Linked DNA regions of Mus musculus: regions 1 and 2 are each linked to region 3. Evidence: chromatin loops called from intact Hi-C (ENCODE). Cell type or tissue: heart. All regions are shown on one strand.

Region 1 (8,000 bases), 590 kb before region 3:
GCCCACAGGCACTGGGAGAAAGGTCTTACTTGATTAAGATATGAAGTTATACTCACATGATAGTATGCTGCAAAAATTGAAAACCTAAGTTCAAGGTTTAAAAATTAAATGTCCTATACTCAGGAAACGTTCTCACTCACACACATGCCGCCAATCTAAAGATTTTAATTAAATAAATACTAAAGGAGACAGTTCTTGAAATAACAGATTATGGTCATTGTACCTGCAGGGTAAAAAGTCACACAGTCATGCAGGAATCATGGAGCCCGAAGAAGGGGAAGTCAAATCTGTAAAAACTCAAAGGAGGTAGAAAGGGCTGCCAGAGGCAGGGCTAGGCAGGCACTCACAGAAGGTGAGATGCAAGCAGAGGAAGGAAGCAGACGGGAAAGGCAAGGAGGGAGACTGGAGCACGGTGGGCATCTGCCATGTACCGGCCCGGTCAGTTTAGACCTATGTCAAGGGTGCAGAGGAGAGGCTCCCAGCCTCTCTATATTACTTTCCTGTAATTTTAAATGTAATTTCACTTATGTGTATGTGTGCTTTGCCTGCATATAAGCGGATCACACACATGCACTGCCTGAAGAAGCCAGAAGGGGGCACTGGATTCTCGGGTGCTGGAGAGCAGCCAGTGCTGTTAACTGCTGAGCCATCATCTCTCCACCCTGTTCACGTTAGTCCAGTCAGGGCCATTCCTTCTATGCCTAGCTGTACAGGTTGTTTGGGTGTTATGCTGGCACATAACAATTGCTCTCTTGCTGTTTGTCAGTTATCTTTTCTCTCCATCTGTGGTTTATGCTTGTTAGGAGAAATGTTTCTGGGCACAGAGTTGCTCACAACTGAATGCTTGTTGACATGAATTCTGCCAGCCATGTTATTCCATGAAGCTGGCTCTTTTTTTAAAGGTTCATTTATTTATTTTATGTACATGGGTACACTGTCATTCTCTTATGCACACCAGAAGACGGCATTACAGGTGGTTGTGAGCCACCATGTGGTTTCTGGGAACTGAACTCAGGACTTCTGGAAGAACAGTCAGTGCTCTTACCCCCTGAACCATCTCTGCAGCCTGAAGCTGACATTTAAAGTAGTAGATTGAAGTCTTCTTCAACAAGAGAGACACACAGCAACCTCCAAGTCCTGCTTAAGTGATGACTATGTTACTGTTTAAGATTGGGACCAGGCCCAAAGGCAGAGTCCGGTGCCATAAACTCTGTAGGACTCATCTCCAGAAGCTTTAAGTGGGAGACAGACTGAGCTGTGGGGAAGAACAGAATGATCTGGGCTCCTTCAGGACACTGGGGCAGGTGGGGGACATCTGTCTGCTTCTGGAGCCTCAGGTCAGACCTAGACAGTGTCTGTCTGTCTGTCTGTCTGTCTCTCTCTCTCTCTCTCTCTCTCTCTCTCTCTCTCTCACACACACACACACACACAGACACACACACACACACACACACACACAGCTTGCGGTACCTCTTTGGGGTGGAAAACTATGTTGTCCAGCTTGAAGTCTCCGTGGACCAGGCACTCCTCACTGTCACTATCTGGCAAGTTCTTCATCAGCCACGTGGAGAGCTGGTCCATGGCAGGGATGCTCTGATGGGCTGAGGCCTGGTACTGCTTCGTCCAGGTGGACACCTGGGAAGGGACAGCGGTACAGACAGAACGTTCCGTTGTCCGTGACTCTAAGACCACTTCATCTGTGCCCAAGTCCACCTTACTCCAGAATGCTTAACAAAACAGTGCTCACATGCACCTCCCAGCAGCCTGAAACACTCCTATCAGCCGAAAGCCCCAAACATGCAGGTTTCTCTTCCAGGTTGTGCCATTTTACCTACGTAGGTTTCTATTGGACAAGAAGTAAAAACACTGGCATAGGTGTCAAGAATGGTCCTCACTCAGCCGGGCGTGGTGGCGCACACCTTTAATCCCAGCACTCGGGAGGCAGAGGCAGGCGGATTTCTGAATTCGAGGCCAGCCTGGTCTACAGAGTGAGTTCCAGGACAGCCAGGGCTATACAGAGAAACCCTGTCTCAAAAAAACAAAAAGACAAAAACAAAACAAAACAAAAAAAAACCAAACAACCCCCCCTCCACCAAAAAAAAAACCCCAACCAACCAAACAAAAAGAATGGTCTTCACTCAGTAAGTACTCCATGGAAGACAGAAATGCATACAAACAACCCCTCATACACACGTATACACACCACATGTAGTTTCTCACCCCTCTCTCTCATTGGGCTCTCTCTCTCTCTCTCTCTCTCTCTCTCTCTCTCTCACACACACACACACACACATGTACACACACCACAAGCAGACAATTTCTCCCTGAAAAGGGGGCAATGAAAGCTAGAAAGAGCTTTTCTCACTTAACATCCTTTCCCTCACCCACAGAGTATTTTAAAGATACCATTAAGAGTAAAGCAGACTTTATATTGCTCTTAGAATTAGAAGCAAACAAAATCCCCCTACACGGGTCTCACTGGCTGGGATTTATATACTGTCTAGGAACTTACTTGTGTATTACCGGGTCAGTATAACCTTCATATTCCTCATCTGCAAAATGAGGTTAATACCCGTCTTGTGAGTTCTGCAGAGATTTTTAAATGAGGTAGTCTACAGCTCACTTAGCACTCAATAGCACACATCGAATACTCTACTCTCTCATATCTTCCCACCCCACTCTCAAAGGGCGTACTTATAATAGAATACAGCCCATGAGTGCCTAGTCTTACCTGCATTTGGTTGCAAGGGTCACCATCTCATTATTAATTCTCTATATCAGTTCCTTTCCACATCCAAGCACAGGCATGTATGCCTGTGCCCTAGACATACAGCTCTTGCAATGAGCACTGAACAATTTACTAATAGGTAGTAAACTCAGGGAAATAGACCATTCCCCAGCTTCATGTATATGAGACTCGTGAATGAGCATCTTAAAAACAGCCACAAGCTTCTTTAGGGCAGGAACCTATTTCTTATTTCTTGATATTTAAAAAAGTATCTTGCAAGCATTAAATTGATAAAAGCTTAATAGATTTTTGCTTAGCACAACCTAGAAAGGGAAAACTGAGAAGAAAATCTACTGGTAAACCAAGTGAAAAGCAGAAATGGAAGCCTTTACTAAACAAAAGTTATCTAAAAAATAAAGTTAGTGGGAGAGGAGATGGCTCAGTCAGTAAAGGGCTTGCTGGGCAAGCATGGGGACCTAAGCATGGTCCCCAGAACCCAGACAAAGAGAAAATAAGGAAGGATGGAAGAAAAGAAGACAAAGAAAGCCAGCTAGGCATGGTGGTATATGCCTGGAGTTCTAATAGTGAGGAGTAGAGACAGGAAGAGCCCTCAAGCTCACTGGCCAGTCAGACTGCCTAATCAGAACGCTTCAGGCCAATGAGGTGCCTCACCTAAAAAATGAGGTGGATGGCTCCTGAATATGAAAGCTGAGGCGAATCCCTGGCCTTCATTCCACACCCATGTGCCATACTTGTGTACCTGCAGATACAGGTTCATCCACTCAAAATACACACACACACACACACACACACACCAGCATTATTTCATGCTAAAAAGATATCTGAATACATTACCAAAGAAGATGTTAAGTGGCAAAATTTCAGACAGCCACATAACAAACAGGGCTTGCTTTCACTAGTCATTCATAGTACGTTACTTCTGAGACCATGCAGTACATTCTGACGCAGATGGCTTACCTGCCTTTTGCAGTACCCGACTCCAGTACCGTATTTGTCCAGCTTCAGCGAGCGTATATCCAGAGAATGTAGCCATGCCAGGGTTTCTGCCACAGACACATATATAGCAGCACGTTCTGCTGAGCTAACTCCAGGAATGGAAAAATCACGAAAGATCCGACCCTATCAAAGTGATCACAATGGCCAGTTTTTAAATAGCTGACAGACAAACTCAGCAAACTACAGAGCATGTTAGGCGTAGGCTTGTCTGTGAAATGTGTATGTGGATACATACCAAAGGCAAAATTCAAGGACATGCTAGAAGCAGTTTAAACCTGAAGGTTTTAAACTGCTTGTAACCCACATCTTCAAATTAAAAACAATTTGAATTTGCTCTTAATGGTTTGTTCTTTCTATGTGGAAGGGTGCCTCCCCCCAATAAGAACACACACACATCCCCATCTCCCTGTTTGGCTACAATTGTTGGTAGCTCTTTACTGCCACCTAGAGGGGTATTTAAGAACAAGTTAGCAATATAAAAGCACCAACCAAGTAAGATTGTTAACTTACCTGCACATGTTCCATTACATAAAATTCCGTTCCGATAACTGAAGCATCTCTGCAGTATAGCAGGGGCTTGGCAACAGGAAATCCAATGGAAAACAAGGCTTTCTGGATCTTGAATTCTCTGTCAATCTAAATAGGATTATTAAAATCCAGAAACAGAAATTTAATAACTACATGTGGGCTAACCTTAACTGAGGCTATTGGCTACAACATGTGTCAATATGTAACCCAGAGCTGACAGTAATATTCCCTTAACAGGAGCTTGTTCAGCCATTACAATTACAAAGTAGGCCATCTCTAAAGCATGATCATTTATTTAACTGGGGTAAAAAGATAGGCATTTGCATGAGGCTTACTACTGGCTCTTGTAGCACAAAGGCAACCGCCTGGCTATATTTCACAGGTTTTTGTTAAAGGGCATTTCTGTGTTCTCACAAGTTCCCTGCTTGTTGGCTTCACCTCTCCCTTCGTAGTTCTCAGGAGGCTTAGGATTGAGTTCCTCTAGTCAGATACAGGAGCTGGAGAAGGCAGGCAGTGGTTGTGGGAAGGGGAAATCACCTATTCCTTCTGATCATCAAGAGAGCAGCAAACTTCCAAGGAAGGAGCATGAAGACCCTTATAGGTACATGGTCTGTTCTGGGAACCCAGATAACTGAAGGGAACCAGGTGCCCAGAAGTTGATCTTAAAGCTGGGGCTCAGGAAAGAGAAGAGGAAACCTTATATCCTTGGGTGGGACACCTGCAGACCCAGAAAGGTCCCAAGGCTGTGGCTTACAGCAGAGATGTAATATGGGTGAACAAGGATGATTTGTGCATGTAGAAAGTGCCTGCCACACTGGGGCAGAAGTGACTGACCAGTTCCAGGGAAGGGGAAACATGTTGCTCAGCTTGAGTTCAAAGAGTAATGCAGTCATGGACCAGGGAAGTAATTAACCCAAAGTGGGAACTGTCCATAGCACTGAGGGCTATTGAAAGAGATGTGGCAGGAACTGAGAGCGGATGGCAGGGAGTGTGTGAGTGTGTGTGTGTGTGTGTGTGTGTGTGTGTGTGTGTGTGTCAGGGGAGGGAGGGGCAAAAGGGTTAGGGACAACAGCAAAGCAGGGACACTGCTTTTTAAAACACAGCCTTGGGGAAAGCCGAGGAAGTTCAGACAAGGTGCTCCACATCTATGGAGCTGGACTTAGGCTGAGAGCTTTCTGCGGTGTTCAAGTGGGACATAGTCAGGAGGAGACTCAAAGAGGACTGCTTCTGAGGTAGACATTTCTAGGCAGGGTGGGGGTGGGGTTTGCTTTCAGCCATGCCATGTTGACATTAACAAAAGTTACCCAACTCCTTTTTTGTAAGCATCTAAGTTACTTCATGTTGTCAGGAGTATGATGGAGCCAAGAAAATGAGCATCTGTGTCCCCTGTCACTATGATATCGAACCCGCCCACAGTGGTCTTTCCTGGTGAAGGACTACGAAGCACATGATGCCAGTATCACCCACGTATGCAGAGTACTTAGTACATTTTGCAGGACTTGCATTTATGTCCCTTCCTGCTATCTTGAGATAATTCCTGTTTTTGCAACCAGGAAAATTTAGTTTAAAAAATTGACTGGCAAATCATGTTTGTATGTATTTATGAGGTATAGCACAATAACTTGGTTGACGTATTTATTAGGTAGTGAACAACTCAGAATAATTAGAAAATTTAATCTGTAACAGACATCTTCTTTAATTTTCCCTGATGATTCTAAACCTTAAAGCCTACTGTACAATGACACTCAGGTCTTTCTCTTTTTTTAACCCCTGAATGATTATAAGATGCCCAAGGTAAATACATTAAACTCATCAAGTAAAGACCATCATTATAGACAATGCTCTTGGCATGCAGAGACAAAAAAAAAAAAAAAAAAAAAAAAAAAAAGAAAGAAAAAAGAAAAAGGCAGCTAGAAATGAGTAACAGCGAACATATCCGCAGGGAACAAGGAAGCTCACTGGGATGGGAGTTTAAACACATCTTTGGTCTTCAACTGCAGATCCTTTTTTTTTTTTTTTTTTTTTTTTTTTAAAAAAAAGGACACGCAATCCAAGTGAATTTGTAATTAAAAGTGAAGTGTGCTTGCATTAGTCAGTAACTGCGTGAGGAGGTCTTCAAATGCAGATTCGATTGCTCTTGTGCTTTTCCGAGGCGGTTACCTGTGGTGGAAAAAAGGCTCGCTGCTGCACTTCTGTGTCATACCTTATGTGCTTTGGGAAGAAGAGAGCCGGGTGGTTTCTTCCTGAGAACATAGGCTTGAGATCCTTTCTGGAGAAAGAAGGTTGGGTTTGACTGTCCTGATCTAGGGGGGGAAAAAAAAAGAGTTCACAGGTCAATTATAAACATGTCTCTTTCCTGAAATCCTACTGAAATCTCAGAAAACACAGGAATCCAAAATAAACATCTCAACACTGGGCTGACCACAGGGACCGGTCAGTAGCTTGGGCAGGCTGCCACTCGCAGCTCAGACAATCCCATCTCCTGTGGATTGGATTTCCGATCATTCTGGTTTCCTTGGGTTCTTTGTTCTACAGTCTTCTCTTGCATAAGTTCTTAAGCACTTCTAGCTGCATATAAACGTCTAGTTATTCCTGAAGCCTTTTCTGCAAGTCTCTTCCTCATAGCCTGTCGTAAACCCATCTCAGTCCATCCAGGAGGCTTTCATTCCCGTTTTTCCACTAATGCCCTTTCAAGACCGCTGGCACAAACCTCTGGCCACTCCTTTTCAAACTCCCTTGTATCCTCCTTGCAACGCTTCAACTTCTTAACACTGGGCTGCTGTGGCTGGATTGCTAAACCACCATTTTATTTAGATCCTCTTCACTTCTCTTTTCTCTTATTTCCTTTCCTTTTCCTCCCTTTCCTATTCTCCCTTTCTTCCTTCCTTTCAAAGATTTTACATTATATATATATATATATATATATATATATATATATATATATATGGCTCTATCTACATGTACATCTGTATGTCAGAAGAGGGCATTGGATCCCATTACAGATGGTTGTGAGCCACCATGTAGTTGCTGGGAATGGAACTCAGGATCTCTGGAAGTGTAGTCAGTGCTCCTAACCACTGAGCCATCTCTCCAGTCCCCCTAGATTCTTTTTCTAGGTAAGCTGTTCTGTCTTGTGGCTTCCAACACCTTCTCTGTCAATTGCTTTCAAACCTGTCTAGACCATTTCTCTGCCCCGAATCTATACCCAGCTGGTTACTCTAACACATTCACTCAACTGTCTAGAAACCATATGAAACTTAACAAAACAGAACTTATATATATATATATATATATATATATATACATATATTTAAAAATATTAGTAGCATTTCTTTTCACTACAAGAAAATGTCTTCCAGAAGTAATTTATGGGAGACAGAAAAACACCATTTATTTCGCGCTGAGTTTCAGGGTTTATGGTCTATCTCACGGGAGAGCATGGCACAGTGGCCCAGTCTGTGGTGGCAGGAGATTGCAGTAAGTGCTTCTAACCTCTTGGCAAGTCAGGAAGCATCGTCCCAGCTGGAATCTGAACTGAAGGACATATGACCTTCAAGGCCTGGCCCCTGCAGCCCACTTCTGTGAGCTAGGCTACATGTCACAAAGGTTGTTGTCAGTGGTCTGGGTATCTCCAGGTTTGGGGTATCTTCAAGAAGTCCACATCAGTGTCAAGGCAGCGAGAAGTTTTATAGAAAGAGATGATGTAGGGTCTCATTCAAGGACTCAT
Region 2 (8,000 bases), 110 kb before region 3:
AGTTCCCCCTCCCTCTCATCCCTGACTCTCCTGGAGTCATTTTCACTGACAGCCCTTTTCCTTGTGGCTCCACCTCCCTGGGGCAGTTCCCCAGTCTCTCCTTCCCAGGCCTAGTCCTCTGCCTGAAGCAGGTCTCCTATCACCTCATATGTGAACTTGACTTTACCTAAGCTGCACCAGAGCCTTACCAGGAACTGTAGCTTGGAGAGTTACCCAAATAGCAGACCAGAACCTTTTCCTGGGTACCTGCTAGAGGGCACCCCTGGGTTCCTATTTGTAGTCTGAAGGTAAATGAGAGGGGTGGACTGGATGCTCTGAAGTGGAGCACCACTCAGATGTGGTAATGACCAAGATTGCAGCTGCTCTCCTGAAGATCTCTGTGAGGTGTGACCAGCCCCCCATCCTGAGAGAAAGCCAGATAGGGCAACTTTCCTGTCTGAATGCATGGAGTCACCTAGTCACTGCTAAGCAGTTCTCACCATGACAGAGGAGACTTCCTGAGGAGAAAGGATGCTCTGATAGTCACCTCACGTCATTCAAATGTTATGCTTCTTTTGATCAAAGGTGTGTTAAACTATTGAAGTAAAATAAAAATAAAATACGGGGCTGGAGAGATGGCTCTGTGGTTAAGATCACTGGCTGCTCTTTCAGAGGACTGAGGTTCAATTCCCATGGCAGCTCACAACTGTCTGTAACTCCAGTTCCAGGGGTCCTGTTACCCTCACATAGACATACATAAAGACAAAACACCTATGTACATAGAAACAAACAAACACAGTAACTTGCTTAAATAGGCTAACTCTAGAAACTTCATCTGTAGAAAATATCTGGTATTTCACTTGGTCCGATGTTATCAGGGTATTCACTTTGCTTGTGGCAACTCTCATACAAAGCGCTGTGAGTCCTGAGAGGAGTCCCGTGGTCCAGCTTATTAAAAAGGGTCCCGGGAATAACCCACAGAGCTACAGAGAAGTCTGGTGAGGGCAGGAAGCCCAGCTGGTGGGGGGGGGAGGGGAGCTTGTCTGCCTTACAGGCTCTGAGAAGAGACAGATCACACTTTCGGTGACCTCCTCTACGGGGGCAGAGCTGGAGTCTATATTCCTGGTACATCTGTCATCAACTGAGTAAGGCACAGTTACACCAGGATTGTTGGAAGCTCAGGATGGTGCCATAAGCCCTGGGCCATTCTCCTCACCATCAGCATCGCCTCTTGCCCTTCTCTCATCTCTCTGAGAATACATTTAATAAGAGTTCGAATGTCAGCCAGGCGGTGGTGGCACACTCCTTTAATCCCAGCGCTTGGTGGACAGAGGCGGGCAGATCTCTGAGTTTGAAGCCGGCCTGGTCTACAAAGCAGGTTTCAGGACAGCTAGGGCTATACTTGCTTAGACCTGATCTCATCGGCATGTACTCAAGCTGAAGGTTCCAGCAGAGATGGCTGGTGAAGGGTTAATGATTAAGCAGTCTGCCGTGCACCCATTGGCCAGAGATGTCATTGAAATCACCCCTGGGTATAACACCCCTGCTTTATTAAATTGTAGTAGTGATGAATGAGACGATGTATTTTATTCTTGTACTCCTTCCCTGTGAGACCAACGTTTCTCTAGGATCTCTAGGATGCATCTCATCTAGGAGACGAGACTCTTTTTGGTTGGTGGTGTTGGGGATTGAACACAGGAACTTGCACACGCCAGGCAAGTGTCTTCCTCGGAGCTATACACTTATCTATTAGTCATGATTTTCTTTATTATTATTTGTAGGGCTGGGGGTTGAACCAAAGGCCTTGCATGTGGCAGGCAGGTATTTGGAATCATCACCAATCTTAGAATCCAAATTTCTCCCCAGTCAACCGAAACTTTATAAGGTTCTAGAGCCAGTGAGATGGTAAAGGTGTTTGCTGCCAAGCTTGACGACCTGAGTTCTGTTCCTGGGACATGTATGGTAGGAGAGAACACACTCTCAGAAGTCCTCTAACCTCCGTGTGTATAACAGGCTTACACACGCACACACACGCACACACACACACGCACACGCACACGCACACAGGCACACACACACGCACACGCACACGCACACAGGCACACACACACACACGCACACACACACACACGCGCACACACACACACACACACGCACACACGTGCACACACACACGCACACGCACACACACACAATAAATGTGATAAAATTTTAAATCATGAGCTATGAAAACTAGAAAGTCGTTTATAGATTTCTAAGGCAAGTCATGGTTACCTATAAAGGAAGAAGGAAATAAATAGCCATACAGATGTTCTCATGAGGAAGGAGTGATGGGCACACATGCTTATGTATTCAATGAGGAGAAGATAGCTGCGAAGCTCCGTGACACTGAGTCGGATGGCTGTCAGGTCATTTGCTTCTGCAAAAGCAAAGGACAGAAGAAAGGAGAGTGTTAGGAGATGATGTTGTTAAATCTCAACAGACATTAGTGGCCAGCGTGGGGCCCTTTTCTTTCATCTTCTGGAAGGAGCTTTATTCTGTAGCTTAGATGGAACTCATATGCGCTCACAGCCGAAAGGAAGACCCTCTAGTAAAGGCTACTCCATTTAGCAATTAAAGATACCGTGTCCATCCTGATAAGAGTGGCTATGTCCCCAGCCTGACTGATGTGAGGGAGGAAGTTTAAGTGCCTCGGTGGCAAAGTGCATGCTGGGAGTTCTGTCGTCCCACACCTGGCTGGTGCTCAGTCATACTGGCTTTCTTTCCTTTAACTAGCACTTTATCCTGTGCTCTGCGTGGCGCTTTTGGAGCCAGTCATTCATCCAGCCTGGCATTTCTGTCCCCCGCTGTTGAGACTCTAGCCCCACAATCCACCATGCTACCATCTAGTCTCTCTGTCACATTTCCCTCAAGTTCTCTATGACACGCAGTTATCTGATGCCTCTCTTGACTGCATCTGCTTATCACTCACATGTCCCTCTGGACTGTCAGCTAAAAGTTAGCACATGCTATTTTCAGCCTACAAGAATGCCTGGTACTTGAGTGTCCCCTCTACCCCTCTCCTGGGACAGTGGCATTAGTAGTGAGATGAACTAGACAGAGGAGCAGTGAGCAGGCTATTGGATGGTCAGAGAGACCCACAGTCATGATCATATCACATGTATTCACAGACATTCAACATGAGCCACATGGCTCATTTAAATTTTTTTCCAGTAGCTAAATTTGAAAACATAAATAAATGAAAAGAAATGAGTAGAGCCAATTCAGATAGCACATTCTGTTTACTATGATGTGCTATGTCCCCATGTGGGTCCCAGAACTACAGCAACAAGGAAAAGAAGAGTAGGTGGACATATGGACAGACACACAAAAAGGGATCGGGTCTGATGGAGAAGCCATAGCACCCAGGAAGCTCAGTGTGTTTGTTACATGTAGGTGAATGGGAAGTAGAGTTATTGTTTACAGCTGAAGGGAGCTGGGTTGCATACAGATAACTAAGAGGATGGGGTTATTATATACGGCTGAAGAAGGTTTAGCTAATCTTGGTAGAGACACTCTTTATAGGGGAGGAGTCTTCGGGCCTTAAACATCTAGGAGGAAAAAGTGAGAAAGGTATTGTGGACATTTTGTGCACATACTGTCAGCTCTAGAACCACAGTAAGCCATCGTAGTCCCTCTGAGCTTCCCCTGGGAAAGGCTTTGCCACACCTACAAGGTTGAGATGTTGGGCTCCTCAACAATGTCGTGTTTACAGCCAACAATGCACATTCACCCTGGACTTCATCCATTCTCTACACCAGAGTATCCAAAATATTATTTCTGTATGGGATCAGTACTAAAAAATGGCTAGTAATATTGCTACACTCATGCACACACACACACACACACACACACACACACACATACGCAAATAGCAGTCCTTTGGAATTTCATGGACAGTTTACATTTACAGCATACATCAATTTAAATACTAAATCTTTGTCAGAAGTATTTGGCATTTAGATGTCATAAAAGTGGTAGTTGCCAGGGGGCGCTGCTGAGGAGATAGCTCAGATAGTAAAATGCTTTGCCACTCAAGCTCAAGGACATGAAACTCTCCCAGCATCCATAGGGAATAAAAGCCAGGCATGGCGACCCATATTATAATCCCAGAGTTGGCAATGTAAAGACAGGAAGATCCTCTGGGCTTACTACCTGGCCAATCTAGATAATCAGTGAGCTCCAAGTTCAGTGAGAAAACCCTGCCTCCAAAAACAAGGTAGAGAGTGATAGAAGATGCTCAGCATTAACCCCTGGCCTCCATGAGCCCACTCACAAGTACACACACACACATACTCCCACACACTTGCATGCACACACAAAACACACCCATATACATGTTCATATGCACACGCCCATATATGATGCAAAACTACTAGTTGGAAAAGTAGGATTTTAGCTGTAATTTCCTATAACCAAATTAGTTATCAGTTCCAATTTTTAGATGAATTAAAATTCAGGGAGATTTTAAAAGCTTGTACCTCTCTTATGCCAGCAACATTTTGGGTCTGTGTCAGTTGCTTCAGACTATTGGTTGTGAAGACCCCTTATGAACCCCTATGAGGACAGAAGACCACATAGGCAGAACTGCTGGCCCTGTGTCTACAGCCTATCAACTTGTCTGACACATGAAGAGAGAGGAGAGATCATTTTTAGACCCTGTGTGCTATGTTGTTTCATTCTGGTTTGTTCTTGAAAGGGCAAAGCCAAGGTCTTCACAAGATCCATTGGTTACAATCATCCAGGGCCAAACACAAAACAGTCCTCTGGAAGCATCCCCAAGGCCTAGAAAAAAAGAAGGACCCACAGAGGGCACAGGCCTGTTCCAGAGGCCTCACACCCACACCTTGGAGGCACAGGGGACTTCTCCGTACAGGAAGATAGATTTCTCAAGTCCCTGCAAGATCCTGTCCTGAAGACATATATTCTTAAGGATAGGGCTTGGTAGGCCCCGCCCCCTTCAAGCAAAACCTCTTCATGTCAGCCTCCCCTGGCTTTCCTGTTCCAAGCTCATTCCACTAACAACTCCAAAAAAAATATTGTTTCATGATATGTGTGTCCCTTGTGAGAAAAACAAGGGTCAGTGTTATGTTCTGATTCATCGATGTCACAGGCTTTTGTCACGGCTCTAAGTTAATTACCAAATGACAGTTCTCCTCAGCTAAAGGCATTAGCGACTAACTCTAATTGCAAGGTCCAGGACCATATGACCAGATATCCAGGGTGCCTGCCATAGACAGAAGCTGAAGCCTGATGTGGCAGAACTTACCAAGAGTTGAACCTTCATAGAGAGCTCACAGGGAGAGAGCTCGTTCCCATTGGAATGAAATGTCAAGAATGGAATCCTTAGAAGAAAACCTTCTCTGTGACTCCTGGGTGGGCAGACCACCAGGTTTCCTTCCTTCTTTCCTTATTTCCTAGCACGATGTTTTTTAAAGACAGTTCTGTGCAGCCCTAGCTGATATTAAACTCAAGTTATTCCTCCTGTCTCAGCTTCCTAGGAGCTAGGATTATAGGCATGTACCACTACCTGGCTTCTTTGGGGAGGAGGTAGAAGGCAGTGTCTTATACAAATTAGTCTGAACTCACACTCAGATGAGACTAACCTTGGACTCCTAAGGTTCTGCTTCTGTGTCTTTGTTAGGGTTCTACTGCTGTGAAGAGACTGTGACCATGACAATTCTTATAAAGACAAACATGTAATTGGGACAGGCTTATAGTTTCAGAGGTTTAGTCCATTATCATCATGACCAGAAGGAAGCATGGTGGCATGCAGACAGACATGGTCGTGGAGAGAAGCTGAGAGCTCTACATCTTGATCTGCAGGCACAGGAAGAGAAGGTGAGCCACTGAGTCTGGACTTGAGCTTCTGAAACCTCAAGTTCACCTTTACCCCCAGTGACACACTTCCTCCAACAAAAGTCACACCTACTCCAACAAGGCCACTCCTCCTAATAGTGCCACTCCCTAAGAACCTATGGAGGCCATTTTATTTCAAACCACCACATTCTAGCTCCTGAATGCTGACATTATACCATATCCAGCTTCAACACACTTTAATAAAGAACTTATTCTGTGTTAGATATGATACTTGGAATGAAAATACATGAGGCCAGGTATAACTCAGTAACAGAATACTGGCCTGTCATATGATAGAGGCCCTGGGTTCAATTTTCCAGCGCTGAATGCATGGAGACATAAGCCCTGACCTGAGAGCTCCCAAGCTAGTGGAGAGAGAGGCTTCACAAAAGAACAAGAGTACAAACATTGTTTAATGTTGCCCCTCCTCAGACAGAATGCCTGCTTTGTGGGAAACTCTAGGATCATAAATGCATGATACACTTTCCACTCTCCAGAAGCCTGCCATCAAGAGGACAAGTACGAATATGAAAGGAAAAGATGCCTCATTGTAAGATATGGTGAAAAGACATCAGGCCTGTTCTCAGATCACTTAAAACAAAAAAAAGGCAACATATGGATCCAGTTTCTGATTCTTCAATGTATTTTTTAATTGATTCCAGTCTTGGAAAATGGCAAGTATTATGCCCCCCAAACCAACATTATAAATGACCTTTTATACTTAGCAAGCTGTTTCCCATCCAATATACACTGACACATGGCAACCCTGGTGCTGGCTATCTCTGGTGATAGATGTCACTTTAGCACCATGTTACTATTACGGAAATGCAAGCCAGACATGGTGACACACACCAGTAATTCCAATACTGAGGAGCTAGACCCAAAGGAGTCAAGAAGTCAGAGTCATCCTGAGCTAGATACAGAGTTTGAGCCGTGGTATCTGAGACCCTGTGGCAGGCCCAAGCAGAACTAGGAGGAACTTAGACCCATGTTCTCCATCTCCAAGCCCAGTTTCTTCCCATAACCCCACACCCGCCCATATGTGATATATCACATCACAGCCCTTGCAATAGGAAGATTGCACAACCCATGAGGAAAGCTACCTTTGGCAGCTCCAGCCAGTGAACTCCTCCAGCCTTCCTCCTGCAATCTGCCTCAGCTTGTTTTAGCAGCCTTGTGGTTGGTCATGCTGTCCCTACTCCCACCAGACAGCAGGATAGAAACATTGACTTTGAAGTTAGACATTGGTGAGGCAATATTTGGGAAAGAATCATTACAACCTAAAGGCATCAGGCCATTTCTTCTGTAAGCCGACGAATGTTTAACTCTTTGGTTTTTTTTTTTTTAATGGTTATTATTTTTTAGTTCACAAACTCTAGTTTTGCCATCCTTATGTCTATATTTTTAGAAATCCTAGATTATTATAGACACTGTGAAAAAGGATGGGAAAAGAAATCTGGCTCCCAGTGTAACATCCGCGTAATTATTTCTTGGATTAAATTCGCCTCCATCCAGCCCTCAGCAGAGGTTGTGCCTGGCCCTGCTGCTGAATGAAATCCTGTCCTTGTGAGGTACTGAGGGGGCTCCTGGATGATGGGAGAAGTTTCATGGCGTTTCTGGCTCTCCACCTCATCCAGTTTACTCTTGAGACATGGCTAGTACCCAGGAGCAACCAGCTGACATTCAGAGTGTGGAGTGCCCCTTTCTTCCCCCAGCTCGGATTTCCTCCTCATTTTCTTATTAGCAGGGTAATCTTCTACAGACCTTCACACCCACTGTAAGCTCAGCTCAAGGGCTCCGGAATGCCGAGTCTCTAAAGATGTCTTCTTCCCCAAGGAGCCTGGTTCACCCATAAGCCCTCTGTACTAAAGACCTTCCCACCACAGAATGCTCACTGGCCTAGAGGAATGAGAGGAAAGCTGACTTGGCTTGACTCTTTGTGTATTGCCGAAGCTCAGACTCCACAACAGAGCTGGTGTGGCTGGCACAGATGAACGTTGAGTGTTCTAGACTCTTTATGGATATCGTGGGTATGATGTCGCTACTAGCACTGTCTGCAGCCAGGTTACTTTCCTTCTGCATGGTTGTCTTAGTTAGGGTTTTATTGCTGCGAAGAGACACCA
Region 3 (8,000 bases):
GGCCTAGTCGGCCATCACTGGAAAGAGAGGCCCATTGGACTTGCAAACTTTATATGCCCCAGTACAGGGGAACGCCAGGGCCAAAAAGTGGGGGTGGGTGGGTGGGAGGGTATGGGGGACTTTTGGGATAGCATTGGAAATGTAAATGAGGAAAATACGTAATTTTAAAAAAAGAAAAAGAAATAAATGATGTGATTATTCAGGAAAAAAAAAAGAAAGAAAACCTGGGTTAGACTGGTTCTTACTATGAAGCAGAAAAAGATTGTCGCAAAAGGAAGTGTAGTTAGGTGGGTAGTCTCTTTGGAATTATGGACCAATGGGAGGAGGTGGTGGGGAGAAGGCAGGACTCTCCTTAAATTGTCACTCTGGCCATGACCCACTCAAGCTAAACTATAGCTATCTCTGGACTGTAAGGTAGTATCCCCCTGCTAGACTTCTAACCCCCACATGCTAAGGTGAGGAGCTGGGCACTAAACCCTCTTAGTTGTGGCCTTATAACCAGGACATAAGAGCTGAAAACTACCCAGTCCCTGTCTTCTGTCAGTTTAATCCTTTATGGAGTGCCCTGAAGTGCTAAAACCAGCTTGTGGAATCAAACACGCCTGCCCACAACCCAGCCCTGGCCGCCCTTGACTGTGAACTTCGCCAGCGGTCCTCCGCTTCCTCTTCTCTGGGATGAGAGAGACGTCTGCTGTGTGAGTTCAGGTCCTTCAAAGGGCAGATGCCAAGATGGAATCAGGCATGCCAGGCAGCTGTACTATAAAATACCACCCAGGGAGAGCTGGAGTGAGCGAGGCAAGCCCTACGCAGCCATGCAGGCCCTGAGACACAGAAGGAGATGGGAGATAAAGGAGGTGGAACAACGTCTGCGTGTTTCTGCTGGGTTGGTGGAAGCCTTGAGCTGTAGAGGGATCCCAAGAGACTGTGCATGCTCTGTCGGCCCTGCGGTAGTCCGTCCTGGGGCAGGTGTCAGGGATGGTGGTAAATCTGAAGGGGCAGCAGGGTTTCGGCAGCGTATCTCCACACACTTGCAATGCTTGCCCCCTAGACCTTTGAAAATCAGAGCCAGTGCATGGAGGGTCTTCAATCAGGGTTTGCCGCAGGGAAGGGGCTCAAGAGACAGCAGAGAGGAGGGGTGGCTGCCACTCATCCCGTGTGGATTCTGGCCCGGCAGTTGGCAATGCAGCAGGTATTTGGAAAGGTTGGATCTTCTGGGGGAACCTGTGGGGCTTTGATCACTTCTCAGAGCCCACGGAGTCCTGTCGAGTGAACAGAGTACGCAGGGTTCCGGCTTCATACCAGTGATCCTTCTATCTATCTATCTCTCATCTGATAAGTCACAGAAGATTCGTTACTGGGAAACCCACGAGAGCTTGCTTAACTCTCAGGGCTGTTCTAGAACTATGGACAGAGGGAGCCCCCCACTCATTCCTCATAGGGTCTCAGTGGCTGTTGCCTTTGGAAACATGGAGCGGTTGATTCTTTAACTAAATGGTTAAGTGGCTCACACCTTGTACTCACCGTGCAGCTGACAGAGGGCTTCTAAGGCCGAACTGTGTGTTCCCTCTAGTGTTCAGAGTAACGGGAGACAATCAACACCTACTTGAAGATTACCACAACCCGTGGTCCTGGTGGTGTAATTAGCTGGGGTGATCTTGATCAACTTCAGTGACCTTCAGTTACTTCTGTGGGTGGAAGAACACTCATGTCTTTCTCTCACAGTGGCTGTGCCGGTTGAAGAGGCCTGTAAACTATGTTGCGCTGAGAGCATATTAGACTCCTATCTCTTGGACGAAAGGTCAGAATAGTGAAGTTATAGTTCTAAACACAACTAGAGCATTAACCTTGAGACTGTCACAGTCACAGAGCCCAGAGTCTCTTTCTGCAAAGGCTGGGAAGTTCCCAAGAGAAGTGGATTCAAGCCACAGAGCCTCCCACACATTACATAGGATTTCTGCACCTTACACAGGCTCGGGCTTCCAGTCAGGGGCATTACGAACTCGGACATAGCAGTAGGCACGCCTTGGCAGAGTGGCCTCGGGAAGCTCATCTCTAGGGTTTCCACTCCCTACTTTGCAAACTAAGACTAACAGGTGGGAAAGGCAGTGAGGAGCAGGGCAGAATTCTGCTGCATGCAGGATTTTGTCTGGCCTGCACAGAGGCCGAGAGGTTAAGCAGCTTGCCCGGGCCTTGTGAGTAGTGTGTTGATGCCTGGGTTCCGATTCCAGCTTCTACAACCATTTCCTCATGACCGGGCAGTCTCTAAGACCATCTCTGTCTCTTTGATCTCACTTGCTTGTTTGTAACTATTCAGTGGGTCCAATCACAGATCCCCACCCCCCTCCCTCAGAGACGTGGCTTTTAAGGACATCCTTCTCCCTGACACCCTGTTTGAAGTCTGTGGCAGTGAAGTGTGTGATGTGCTGTCAGATACCTTCACAGGCCAGCAGGTGAAAAGTGACCACTTGTCCCTGACAACTCCCACATCAGCAAAGCTAAAGAACCGCCCACCCCTCCTCACTTCTGAAGTGTTTCTGTGTCTTCAGAGACCTGGTTCTACTGGCGTCACGTGCCCTGGCCATTTCCCGCTTGATGTTTCAGAGACAGAGTCTGGTGGCTCTGAGGAATAAAGATACCAGGGAGGAGGGAGAGAGGGCATCTGTGACAGACATGGTGTCTCTGAGCAGGGTGAAAGGATGCCCTAACTATGCCATTTACACTTTGGGCTTCGCAGCCCTTTCTGCCCCTTCCTGGGCTGTGAGAAGAAGGGAAAGACGAAGCCACAAAATTTGAACAATCTGACACGAGCTGTCCCCGAAATCCCCTTCAGCAGCCCCCTCCATGTGTCAAGGGCTTTTTAAAAGCTACTCTTAGAGGCATGATTAGCAACCTGGAAGCCTTTCTTTCTGGCCAGAGCAGATGAAGCAAACTGCAAATAGAAGCTGCCTCCTGACTTTGGTTGGAGATCATTCCAGAAAAGCCAGTGGGGCGTACAGAATGTTCCAGTGACCCCTCGGGACTGGAACCTGGGCTCTAAGATCTCAGCTCATAAATGTGCCAGTTTCTACACCCTAAGTACCAAGTCTGTAGTGGTCAAGTCCTCAGATTGCTTCTGTGGGAGATGGCCCTCTGCTGCCCCCTGGTGTTGGCCTCTGAACAGAGCAGCCTGGGCCCCCATTCTCAGGCACTCAGACACTGTAGAGACCAGGGTCACCTGTTACACAATGTGAGGGGCCAGGCTCAGAAAAGCTAGGCTGCAGTCACCTCAACAGGGTGAGCCCTTGTGTTGCCCTTGGGCAGAAGCCTGGGTGTTAAAGAGCAGAAACTTTGGAGTCCACACATCCAGCTTTGCTCCTAAGCCTATTGATAAAAATGACTTATCTGGAAATTACGAACTCTAATAGTGACTCCACGAGGTCAAAAGGACATTTGTAGCTATCAGTGGATAATGTCCCTGAACTGCAAGTCCTATATGACTGGCTGGTCACATCTTTTTAACTGAGCCTCGAGCTTTTGTCTAATGCATCTATGTCTGTCACCCCCTGCTTCAACAGAGATCTCTCCATGGTCTGAGTCACTGAACACAAATGCTGGTCTTTGTCCCCAGCAGATGAGCAAAGCCCTTTCTTGGTGCATCCTTAAAGCACAGCACAGTAGCAACCACAAATACCACCAAGTCACATGTAGCCTCCCTTCCGACAAACCCCTGGGGTATACCTCTCAACACTTCCTGGCTTCCCCTCCTACCTCCCGCCCACTGTCCCGGCCATACTGCACTTTCTTTTCTCACACACACCTGGGCTGTCCACAGGTGCTGTTGGTCCTTTGTGGTGCTGTTCTCCAATCCTGGAACATGCTGCCTGTCCTGCACAGAGCTGTCTCCTCCCCTGGATGCCAGCTTTGTGACTGAAGTGGCCTTTCACGTGTCCCCTCATCATCTCTCACTGAATAGCCATCCCTAGTGACATCTCCCAATTCCTTTTATTACCTGTGTATCAATAGCCTGGCCTCTTCTGAGAGCACACAGTAGGATAGACCGGTAGGAAAACTGATAACTATTAACAGTTTTTCTAGTACACAGTAGGTACTCAAAATCAAGGTAGTGGTTGACATGGGGGGAGGGGGAGGAGCGTGGAGCTCGGTTACCGGAGTGCTTATCTTAAATGCACAAATCCCTGGTTTCAGTCCCCAGCACGGAAACCAGGAGTGGTGCCACAGACCCGTGATCCCAGGACCCAGAAGCTGCAATCAGTAGATCAGAAATTCAAGGCCGTTCTTGGTCACACAGTGAGCTTGAAGCCAACCTGGGGATACATGAGTCTAAATGAACATGGAGGCTGGGGGGCAGGATGTCTGGGGGCAGGATGTCCTCTGCACCCCTCTGACACTAAGTCATTTGTCTCCTCCCTCTGCCTCTCTCTGACTGGGCCTCTCTCCACAGCGGTCCTGTTGACAGTGTGCTGCATGAGGAGGAAGAAGAAGACGGCCAACCCTGAGAACAACCTGAGCTACTGGAACAATGCCATCACAATGGACTACTTCAACAGACACGCGGTGGAGCTCCCGAGGGAGATCCAGTCCCTAGAGACCTCAGAGGTAACTGCCAACCCCCACCCCCCACAACCGCCCTGCACAGAAACAGCAACAACGTAGCAGCTCAGCCTGAGGCCTGCTCCTCTGCAGAGCTCACTGGATCAGGGGCTTCCTTCCCCCTGCCCCAGCCCTACTGAGCTTGGGGTCTGATTCTGAAAAGAGCCCACCACTACCACCACCACCAACCCAGGTGCTTTCTGCACACTGGAGTTGGGAAAGCTGTTCTCAGAACTTCTCCAATCTGGGAATAAGTAACAAATGTTTATCGAGGACTGGTTTTGTAGCAAGCAGTCTCTGGGGACCGAAGAGGAAAACTTGCTCTCAGGAGACTTCCAATTCTGAGCTGTGGCCCCGGAGACTAGACGAAGCCTGGTGTCACTCAAAAGCAAACCGAATTAAAAATAGTACTAGATGAGGTGCAGTGGGCCCAGGGGAGGAAGCCTTCCCAAGAGCACAGGGATTACTGGGGCTTCACTCGGTGTGCCCACAAAGGAAGACAGATGGTCCAAAGGAAGGGGATGGTCCAGGAGAGCGGTGAGGGGGAGCTGAGTTATTGTGACGGTGAACCCTGATGGTGCAGGCTGCCTTCCCTGTTCCTCCATTCCCAGGGCATCTAGGGTGAGCTTTGATGACTGTGACTGTAGCTACATTGTTCCCTTGTCCAAACCCAGCTGATCTAGTCCCTTAAAGGTTTTAGGTGACCTGTGAAGGAGACCTGCCGTAGCATCTTAGCATCTTCTGCTTTCCTATCCTGGTATTTACCCTGTGACTGCCAGCCTGATGTTAACTCTGCATCATGCTCTCCCTACCTCTTGCTTGCCATCCCTACTCCTCACGGCTCTTTCTCAGGCCGAGAGTATTGAGTCCTGTGCTGTGGGACCTCTCATCTCCGAGTGCCCAGCTCAGCCACTCACAGCTCCTCTTGTGTTCCCCTCAGGTGTATGGCATAACTGCTACACCACCCTGCCATATCTGTCTGCAGCTCTGATGTCTCCCCCGCCCTCAGCCACATCCCTACCTAACAGATTCATTGACCCAACCTGGAACCATTCATTGATGCCCTCCCGGCCCCAGTCCCAAGCTCACCTGGTGTCCCAGGTTGTGTTCATGACACTGCTGTAGTCCCCTGAGTCCACCTCGCACGCTCTCAGCCAGTCTGTTGGCAGATTCTATTGGTTCTTGCTAAGCATGGGCTTAGCCTACTCTCGTGCCAGTATGTTGCCCTCTCCTCACGCTCTGATGGCTACATTAGACTCTGGAATGATCTCCCATTCTATCATACCTCCTGCAGTCAGCCCATCAGGACAGGAGCCAGGTGATCTCTCAAAAGCATGACCCCATTGGCCATGGACCCCAGCTCCCAAGTGGATCCTTGGGGCACCATAAAGAGAAGCTAAAGTTAGATGTAGGATGCTATGGTCCCAGCACTGGGGAAGTAGAGGTAGGAAGATCAGAAGTCCAGGCTACTTAGCTACTTTGGGAGTCCAAGGCCATCTTGGACTACATGAGACCCATAAGAAATGAAAGGAGGGAAGGAGGGGAAAGAATGGAGGAGAGAGAGAGAAGAAAGGAAGGCAGAGGGGAGAAGGGGAGAAGAGAGAGAGATCCCCAGAATCCATGTAAGAATCCAAGCATAATGGTACACAAGCTTTCCAGTACTTGGGCAACAGAGGCAGAAGAATTCCCAGGACTTGCTGGCCAACCAGCCTTGTACAATCAGCTAAGCCCCCAGTTCCCAGTGAGAGGACCTGGTTCAGGCTGACTCCTAAGGAGCAACACCTAAGGTTGACTTCTCACACTACCCAGCTCGACCGCTTGCAACACACACACACACACACACACACACACACAATTCCTCTTTCTGGTCCCTTCATGAGCTAGTCCCAGACCACCCCCACGCTCCCCTGGCAGCTCTAGGCTCTTTGCTCTGTACAGAAAGCCCATCCCCCACAAGAGCTTTGCTGTTAAGCTTAACTGGACCTCTCCCCCTAGTGCCTAGGCCATCACTTCCTACTGGTCTCTCTAAGGAGCCCTTCCTGGACTGCCCTCAGCCCATTAGAGACCCACCCTCCTCATTCACCCCCAGGCACTGCAGCCTGCTGCTCTCAGGACACATTTCTTTTCCTCTCCTTGCTGAGGGCAGGAGCCTTGTGTGAGTTCACTTCTCAGTTCCCTGTATCCACGGGCTGTGTCTGGCCTGGCCCACAGTGCTCCGCAGCAGACATGCAGTAGATGAATGAGCCAGGAATAAAGACCCCCATGACTCATCCCCCAGTTCAGAGGCTGCTACACAGTAGCCACTCAGCAAAAGCGTAGCCAAAGCATAGGGAGCAACACAGGCTCCATGAAGGTTTCATGGATGGGGAAGCCAGCACACATTCTTCTTCTAGTTAAGTGAAAAACGTGAGAAAGGCTTGAATCTGGGTGGTGAGGCATAAATGCCTTAGATTTTCTCTAAAAATGGGGACGAGAACCCTGAAGAGCAGAGCCCGTAACCATGCTATAGAAAAGCCCCCACTTGCAGAGCACCGTGGTGTTCTCCATGCAGAACCGTGGTGGTAAGGGTCAGGGTAGCTCCTGATCTGCAATCAGCACCAGGCCAGGGGGCTCCAGTAACAAGGGCCAACTAGCCACAGTCTCAAGAAATGAAGGCACCACAAAAGCTATGGCAGAAAGCCAGCCAGTGGTGGCTTCAGTCTGTGCCCACTGCCAGTCTACTCCCTTGGCTCTGCTGTCCTTGTAAAAAAGGGACTGTGATCTCTTGCAACACTCCGATCTGGTGCTGTGTGAGGCCAGAATGGGGGGCAGCTCAGAGCCAGGATGGGAAGTGCCAGGGACATACATGCCCTGTAGACCGCCCACCCCGCCCACCCTGCCCACAGGATGACCACGCTGTCCTATATGCTGCTTCCTCAGAGCCGCACTTACCCATCCAGAAGCTTCCACATACAGTGCCTTAGAAAGTCTCTCTCTGCCTGGCACCTCTACTGTCTGTGATGATAAGGGTACTAGCAGATCACGGTACCCAGGGTACCTGGACACTTTTCTATTTTTGTTTCCTTTTCCTCCCTCCCTCCCTCTCTCCCTCCCCACCCCATTGCTGTCCTTGTTTCCCAGATACCTTTTTTTTTTTTCCATGCTGTGCTTCATACACACCCCAGGTTCACCATTGGTCCATACTTGCTCGCCCCATTAAAAGTGGGAAGCAACACGAGCCGGATTTCAAGCTGCAAACCCCACACAGCTCAGAGGAAAGACTTCAATCTCTTCTCCATAGTTAGAAGGGTCAGACTTACTGCACTCTCCTGATGAGATTTGGCCAAAGACAAGCCCTCGGGGGAAATGCCTGTCTCCTGAAAAGACATTTTATCGGCAGGGTCGTTTCCTCTTTCTTCCCCGACTATCCA

The links. Peaks named below come from ENCODE experiments on the same cell type or tissue, not always from the same donor. Only the 100,000 strongest peaks of a DNase experiment are listed, where the experiment ranks them.
Region 1: it touches region 3 in a loop (3-fold over the local background); 2 of 42 quality-filtered maps call a loop at or near these places.
Region 2: a loop joins it to region 3, with 2.5 times the contacts of the local background. A loop is called at or near these places in 14 of 42 quality-filtered maps.

What each region holds. Positions count from the first base shown.
Region 1 is chr9:104,072,198-104,080,197 of GRCm38, reverse strand. Acad11 (acyl-Coenzyme A dehydrogenase family, member 11) reads right to left here. Exons shown (of 20, transcript NM_175324.4): 2 at 6,477-6,576; 3 at 4,256-4,381; 4 at 3,707-3,868; 5 at 1,471-1,635. Among named protein-coding and RNA genes, the nearest start is that of Acad11, 12 kb to the right of the region's middle. In heart, CTCF peaks have their summits at 579 (motif pointing right) and 4,188 (motif pointing left); no DNase peak of the experiment used is centred here.
Region 2 is chr9:103,597,043-103,605,042 of GRCm38, reverse strand. All of the region lies in intron 3 of Tmem108 (transmembrane protein 108), which reads left to right. It overlaps Gm32682 (a long non-coding RNA gene), which reads right to left. Exons shown (of 2, transcript XR_379792.2): 2 at 2,196-2,398. Among named protein-coding and RNA genes, the nearest start is that of Gm32682, 28 kb to the right of the region's middle. In heart, a CTCF peak has its summit at 4,004; DNase peaks (open chromatin) are centred at 2,932 and 4,942; H3K27ac peaks cover 5,780 bases.
Region 3 is chr9:103,485,785-103,493,784 of GRCm38, reverse strand. It overlaps Tmem108 (transmembrane protein 108), which reads left to right. Exons shown (of 6, transcript NM_178638.4): 5 at 4,442-4,596. It overlaps Gm16252 (a long non-coding RNA gene), which reads right to left. Exons shown (of 7, transcript XR_003948081.1): 3 at 1,511-1,685; 4 at 1-1,259. Among named protein-coding and RNA genes, the nearest start is that of Bfsp2, 9.5 kb to the right of the region's middle. In heart, a CTCF peak has its summit at 3,150 (motif pointing left); DNase peaks (open chromatin) are centred at 3,144 and 4,528; H3K27ac peaks cover 4,438 bases.